Linked DNA regions of Homo sapiens: all the other regions are linked to region 3. A link is an interaction called in ENCODE POLR2A ChIA-PET data of the cell type or tissue named here. Cell type or tissue: OCI-LY7. All regions are shown on one strand.

What was found. Peaks named below come from ENCODE experiments on the same cell type or tissue, not always from the same donor. Only the 100,000 strongest peaks of a DNase experiment are listed, where the experiment ranks them.
Region 1: POLR2A ChIA-PET joins it to region 3 with 9 read pairs; 3 of 35 experiments call an interaction of 5 or more read pairs at or near these places.
Region 2: POLR2A ChIA-PET joins it to region 3 with 10 read pairs; 4 of 35 experiments call an interaction of 5 or more read pairs at or near these places.

The regions. Positions count from the first base shown.
Region 1 is chr17:61,987,783-61,990,282 of GRCh38, reverse strand. The region is part of intron 11 of MED13 (mediator complex subunit 13); the gene reads left to right. Among named protein-coding and RNA genes, the nearest start is that of INTS2, 61 kb to the right of the region's middle. In OCI-LY7, no CTCF peak of the experiment used is centred here; no DNase peak of the experiment used is centred here.
Region 2 is chr17:61,585,676-61,588,175 of GRCh38, reverse strand. No RefSeq gene overlaps it. Among named protein-coding and RNA genes, the nearest start is that of NACA2, 4.3 kb to the left of the region's middle. In OCI-LY7, no CTCF peak of the experiment used is centred here; no DNase peak of the experiment used is centred here.
Region 3 is chr17:61,857,752-61,860,251 of GRCh38, reverse strand. It overlaps BRIP1 (BRCA1 interacting DNA helicase 1), which reads left to right. Exons shown (of 20, transcript NM_032043.3): 3 at 345-456. Among named protein-coding and RNA genes, the nearest start is that of BRIP1, 4.5 kb to the left of the region's middle. In OCI-LY7, no CTCF peak of the experiment used is centred here; no DNase peak of the experiment used is centred here; H3K27ac peaks cover 291 bases.

The DNA of each region.
Region 1 (2,500 bases), 130 kb before region 3:
TAGTGGAATGGGTAGATCAAGCTGTTTAACATATGCATTACCTTACATACCTTTTTTGTGCGTGTGGGTGAGAATACTTAAAATCTACTTTCAGCAATTTGCAAGTATACAATATGTTATTATTCACTATGATGTACAGCAAAATCCATTTAACTTTTGATGTGGGCAAAGTAAGTCATCTTCTGGTGTGTGTTTTCGATGACAAAGTTTTAATATTTGGAATAAATAGAGGGTCAGTCTGTGGATAACCAAAAATAAGAAAAAAATCTATCTGAACAATGAACAAATGGTCTAGGTAGCTTGAAAATTCAACAGTTTGGATTCTTTGCCGGAGTGATCTACAGATTCAGAGCAATCCCTATCAAAATTCCAATGACACTTTTCACAGTAATAGAAAAAACAATCCTAAAATGTGTATAGGGTCACAAAAGGCCCTGAATGGCTAAAGCAGTCTTGAGCAAAAAGAACAAAGTTGGTGGCATCACACTACCTGATTTGAAAGTCTGCTGCAAGGCCAAGTGTCATGGCCCATGCCTATAATCTCAGTATTTTGGGAGGCCACAGTAGGAGAATTGCTTGAGGCCAGGAGTTCAAGACCACCTTGGCCAACGTAGTGAGACCCTATCTGTGTAAAAACAATAAATAGGCCAGGTGCAGTGGCTCATGCCTGTAATCCGAGCACTTTGGGAGGCCAAGGTGGGCAGATCACCTGAGGTCAGGAGTTTGAGACCAGCCTGGTCAACATGGCAAAACTCCGTTTCTACTAAAAATACAAAATTAGCCAGGTGTGGTGGCGTGCACCTGTAATCCCATCTATTTGGGAGGCTGAGGCAGAATTGCTTGAATCTAGGAGTCGGAGGTTGCAGTGAGCCAGGATCGCTCCATTGCACTCCAGCCTGGGTGACAAGAGTGAAACTCCATCTCCAATCAATCAATCAATCAAATGTTAAATATTTTAAAAATTAAAATATATGGCTGGGCGTGGTGGCTCACGCCTGTAATCCCAACACTTTGGGAGGCCAAGGCAGGTGGATCATGAGGTCAGGAGATTGAGACCATCCTGGCTAACACAGTGAAACCCCGTCTCTACTAATAATACAAAAAATCAGCCGGGTGTGGTGGCACACACCTGTAGTCCCAGCTACTTGGGAGCTGAGGCAGGAGAATCGCTTGAATCCGGGAGACAGAGGTTGCAGTGAGCCGAGATCACGCCACTGCACTCCAGCCTGGGCGACAGAGCGAGACTCTGTCTCAAAAAAAAAAAAAAAGCTGGATTCATGGAAGTAGAAAGTAAAGTGGTGATTACCAGAGACTGGGGGTAGGGGAATGGGGATGGCCAGGGGACACAAAATTTCAGTTGGGAGGAATAAGTTCAAGAGATCTATTGTAAATTGTGGTTACTACAATTAATAATAGATTGTATATTTGAAAATTCAGAGTAGATTTTAAGTGTTCCCAACATAAAAAAAAGTACCTGTATATGAGGTAATGAATATGTTCAGTAGCTTGATTTAGTCATTTCACAATACATACATTAAAAAAAAAAACGAAAAAACTCGGAAACAAATTGGGTTGTTTGGGCTACTTACCTATGCTAGGATGTTCCCTGGGATATAGGAAACATGTAAGCCCCTTCTTGTGCCTGTAGTTCAGCTTTCTCAAAATGTGAGACATATGCTACATTCTGGAGTATCTCCAAGGTGGAGCTTCAAAATCTTGGTTTTTAGTAAGTATCTTAGATGATTTTTACTTTTAAAATTTCAAAGGCACAACTCTAGTGAATCTTTAGAACTGACACACCAGAGACACTGGGGAAGTGACTTTTATCTTTCTGAAAACGAGGACTCTCAAGTCAGTTAACAGAGAATGATTTGGAAGGTTATGTATCAAATTGTTTTTCTTGTGCAGGAATATATTGGGAGTTTAATTTTCATTGTAATTGGTATCATGTTTTTGTTACCCTAAAACAGGGCGAGAGGGTAGGAAAATAAAATTGTAGTACGGTAACTAAGCGGTAATATTTATCTAGTACTTAAGCACCTAGTACTGGGCGAAGCACATTACCAACATTCTATTACATTTTATTCTTGGTATTGAGGCACAGAGACATTAAGTAATTTGTCGAGGGTCATACTGTTAGTGGTGGAGCTGGGATTCAGATTAAAGTCTGTCTGGCCCAAGAGTCAGCTCTTGATCATTGTTCTGTTCTTCGTTTACATTTCAGAAAGATAGAAAAATACAGGCCAGGTGAGGTGGCTCACACCTGTAATCCCAGCACTTCAGAAACAGAGGTGGGCAGATTGCTTGAGCCCAGAAGCTCAAGACCAGTCTGGGCAATATGGCAAAACCCCAACTCGAGGAAAAAAAAAAAAATTAACTGGGCATAGGGTCACGTGCCTGTAGTCCCAGCTACTGGGGTGGGAGGATTGCTTGAACCCGAGAGGTCAAGGCTACAGTGAGGTGTGATTGCACCACTGCATTTCAGCCTGGTGGTGACAGA
Region 2 (2,500 bases), 270 kb after region 3:
TCATGGTCTACATGATTCCAAAGCCCATGTTCTTTCCACTTCACTCAAATTAAGTAATGAAGTGGAACAAGGCTACTCTCATATGCAAAAATGGTACATTTTTAGATCCCAACTCTACCACTGTAATTCTTTTTGTGCCCATTTTTTCAGCAGTGTCTCAGTCTTCTGGCAGCTTTACCTTCTTCAAAATGAGCATCAAAGTTTTCTGTTGGGTACATTTCCCTCAACTTTTTACTATAATGTTGAGCATTTTCTGGCCATGGTCTTGACATTCCTTGAAGAGCTATGCCAACCTTCTAACTTCATTGCCCCCTAAGTTGTTACTGCCCATCCTTCTCAGATGATCTTCCCCGTGGAAACTAATTTTCCATGATTTTTACTTCTTGTAGAATGGCAGGCACGTTCTTGAAGGAAGGCACCAAGCTTCCCTATGGAGAATTTTTCTTGCCACTTGATAATTGAGTCTGTTATGGGGAAGGGTGGGGTGGGGATGAGGGTCGATGGAATATTTCTAGTTACTAAATCTGATATCTGTATCTTGTTCAAGTACAGACTCCAGTGTGGATCTGGACCTTGCTACTGGACTCTGTCAGTCTCTAGGGAATGCATCAGCTGTCATAATATTTTTATCATTTCTCTGTCTTGATTATGCCATTATGTAGATGGAACCAAATTCAGTTACCACCTTTAACTAGGTGCCCTTGTTGAGGTTCTTGGAGAGAAATATGATTCGTCTTGTGTAGGTAGGCTGGCACATTATCTCTGTTTTCTGGCTTAATAGTAGCAAAAAGACTATGACACAAGAGTCTTTAGTGCCCAGTGATAGGGAAGCATCCAGCTAAATAAATGAGTAAAGTCTTGTGCCATGAAAATCTGTGAATCCATTTTTCTACCTGTTTACAAGTTAGCATGCTTTAACCTCATCTCCTTGTGCGTTGGACTTCATAGAGTTTATTTTAAGGTCAGTAGAGTCTGTTTCTAGCTCATCATTAATTTTAATTCTTTGTCTATCCCTTGCCATTCATCATGATTTATTTAATTAGTATTATAAGCATCTCTTGAGTCACCTCTGCTCATAGAGATCTTTTCTGGGCCCGAAAAATAATATAGAATTTTATAAGCCATCCTCTATTCTCGAAGATCCTCTTATATTGTAATGAGGAGGGTAAACACATGAAAAAAAACTTACCTAAGATAAATATTTCAAAGGATATAAGAAATAATTAGAAAGAAAACGTCCAGGTGTGGTGGCTCATACCTCTAATCCCAGCTCTTTGAGAGGCCTAGGTGGGAGGATCAGTTGAGCCCAGGAGTTTGAGACAAGCCTGGGCAACATGGCAAAACCCCATCTCTACAAAAAATATAAAAATTGGACGGGGGTGGTGGCATGCACCTGTAGTACCAGCTACTTGGGAGGCTGAGATGGGAGGATTGCTTGAGGCTGGGAGGTCAAGGCTGCAGTGAGCTTTGATTGTACCACTGCGCTCCAGCCTGAGTGACAGAGCAAGACCTTGTTTCAAAAAAAAAAAAAAAGTAAAAATAAAAATAAAGAAAACATGCAAAGAGGAGAATTATTAGGAGCCTCAAATTGGTATGTTAGCAGGCCTCTTTTTATCCATGTATTTATCCGATATTTTGGTCAGAGCAGCTTACAATATGATTAGTCTACTAATACTAATTTTCCAAGGTTTCTGCAAAGTGATTTAGTAGCAGGAATAATTATTCTCACCAAATACACCAGGGAAATAATCAGAACAGGACTTGTACAAGGTCTTATGACAATTATAGAAAAGATATTTAGATGTCTTGACTCCTAGCGATTTACTAAAAATAAATTGATTTCTAGGGAGATTTGGCCACATATTTCTTCGTTGTCTGTTAGTCTACACATTTCTTCCTTACATCTGTAAAGCTTTAAGTGTGGAAAATAAATTCCAGGATGTGATAATTAGTTATAAAAGGGCTAAGGATTATCAAGAAAGAAACCCAAGAAGAGAAACATGCACAAAATGTTGAAGAAAACTAGCAATGATTTTTATACTTGTTTTACTCTAAATCATCGTTTTTTGAACTTTTAACCATGATTCACATTAAGAAATACATTTGATCTTAAGACCCAAAGTTGCTATCTTCACTGTGTCAAATGTACCTTTGCCGTTATATCTATTTCAATTTTTAAAATTCTAGTCAGAACCCAATAAATGGGTCAAAATCCATAGATTGAAAATTCTTGCTTTAAATTGTCCACAGCTTAAAAAAAAAAAGTATGAGTTAAATGAAAACATAGATTAGTCCAAGTCAACTTTAGTAACTTGATATGATCATTTCTTTTCCTCGCTGACAAATATGTACTTTAAAAAAAAGAGAAACCTAGTGTGCTTGAATTAATATTTTCTTTTTTCTTTCTTTTTTTTTTTTTGAAATGGAGTTTCACTCTTGTTGCCCAAGCTGGAGTGCAATGGCGTGATCTTGGCTCACCGCAACTTCTTCCTCCTGGGTT
Region 3 (2,500 bases):
AATTTGTACTCTCACTAGCAGTATCCTTCATTAAGTTTTCATCAAATATATTGATAGGTAGTAATGTATTCTGGTTTTACAGAAATCATTGATGCTTGCATAATTCTGGCACAGATTCCTCTTTTCATTTCTTCTCTTGTGCTTGATATTTTAGTAAGATAATCTTAGGGAGAGGTGTAAAGGAATACAGTTTGGATTTAACTAAATATGAGTTCCTTCTGCTATTGTTGTGTTCCCTGGAGTGCAATCTCACTTTTCCTTGCTGTTCTATTTAAACTTCAGATGGAGAGAGACCTTTATAAAGTTAATATGTTTATTATTTTCATTGGTTTCTGTGTTCATAGATTCTCAGAGGATTAAACAGCAAGCAACATTGTTTGTTGGAGAGTCCCACAGGAAGTGGAAAAAGCTTAGCCTTACTTTGTTCTGCTTTAGCATGGCAACAATCTCTTAGTGGTAAGTAGTTGCTTGATATCTTCAGGTTACTTACTGGGATCTGAGAAAATATAATACAGTATTCTTTATCCAGACTGGTTCAGCCATGCTGTCGCTAACTTAAATATTTGTTTAAAGATGTTTCTTTGAAATAAGTTATAAATCTTCCAAAAGAGTTTCAATATAGCAAAATATGTTTAATTAATGCTAAAATAGTATTGAACATAATTTAGTCTTTTGATGAGTCGGAAAGTACATAAAGACTTGGCAGCCTGGGCAGCATGGTGATACCCCATCTCTACAAAAATTGACAATCAATTAGCCAGGCATGGTGATGTACACTTGTAGTCCCAGCTACTTGGGAGACTGAGGTGGTAGGATCGCTTGAGCCCAGGAGGTCGAGGTTGCAGAGAGCTGTGATTGTGCACTCCAGCCTGGGTGAAAGAAAACAAACAAACAAAGTTTTGGATGCTTAGAGTTATTATAAAAATAATTAGATGATAATTTGTATGTAAAAGATGCAAGAGATGGGCTGTCATGATGCTGTAACACATACTAATTGCTTTTTTTGGGGGGGGAAATCCTTTAATATATTTGCTTACCTGTTCCTTTCTCATAACATCAGCACATGGAATATATAAAAAAGAATACATTCTAGTTGATCTTTCTACTTGTTTAAATGCCAGATAAACAGAAATTTAGTATAATATTGTTTGTATGAATTTATATTACTTCCCACTACTTTTCCTTTTTTTTTTTTTTTTTTTGAGTGGCGTCACCTGGGATGGAGCATAGTGATGTGATCATAGCTCACTGTAACCTCAAACTCCCAGGCTCAAGTGATTCTCCTGCTTCAGCCTCTTAAATAGTTGGGATTATAGGCATGAGCCACCAGGCCAAACTATTTTTACTTTGTTTGCTAACAAATGCCTATTAATATTTACTTCTATGAAAGACTATATAAACTACATAATGAATCAGAAATATAATATTGGATACATTTTAGTTACATTAGATGGCTTTAACCTAAAGTATTAGGAGAATTGAGGTTAAACATGGTATGTGTATGTATGTATGTATGTGTATATAGGTATATAGATACATTTTTAAAATGAAATGTTTGTTACTAATAAGAGTATATTAAGGCTGGGCACAGTGGCGCACGCCTGTAATCCCAGCACTTTGGGAGGCCAAGGCAGGTGGATCACCTGAGGTTGGAAGTTTGAGACCAGCCAGACCAACGTGGAGAAACCCCGTCTCTACTAAAAATACAAAATTAGCCTGGTGAGGTGGCGTGTGCCTGTAATCCCAGCTACTCGAGAGGCTGAGACAGGAGAATCACTTGAACCTGGGAGGTGGAGGTTGCAGTGAGCCGAGATCGCGCCATTGCACTTCAGCCTGGGCAACAGGAGCGAAACTCTGTCTCAAAAAAAAAAAAAAACAGTAAATACTTCATAAGCTTTTGGTTGTTCATTTTGATTCTCACTGACGTTAATTTTGGGAAAAATGAGTTTATCGGTACTAACTTCAGGTCTTAATGGCAGATGTCTGGAAAATAGAATTAGGAATATTTATATGGTACAAATGGGAAAACAATGTCAATACTGATTATTTTTAAAAATAAATTATTTAGCTTTTTTGGGGGTATATGAATTGTACATTTGTATACAATGTAGGCACACAATGTAAACTTATTACAATTTGGTATTATATTTAGCACTAAAATTACCTATTTTATTGATTTGAATATTGACCTTAAAATGTATTTTGATGCAAGTATCAGAATTAATACATCAAAAAACATGTTTCTATTTGAAATAGAAGTATAATTGGGGGAATGATTTAACCCTTATGTGTTAGATTATTATCTAATATATTGAACTTTCAAATTCTTCATTTAGGGAAAGAGTAGTAATTAAGGATATACTTTATGTCCTTGTTTCAATCCATTCTTGAATTTTAGATAAATCTTAATATAAATGAATACTTGAGTAGTTGTACTTTTATTACATTATTAATCTTAGATTATTAGATTTTTACAGATTACATAAATGGGTGATAATTT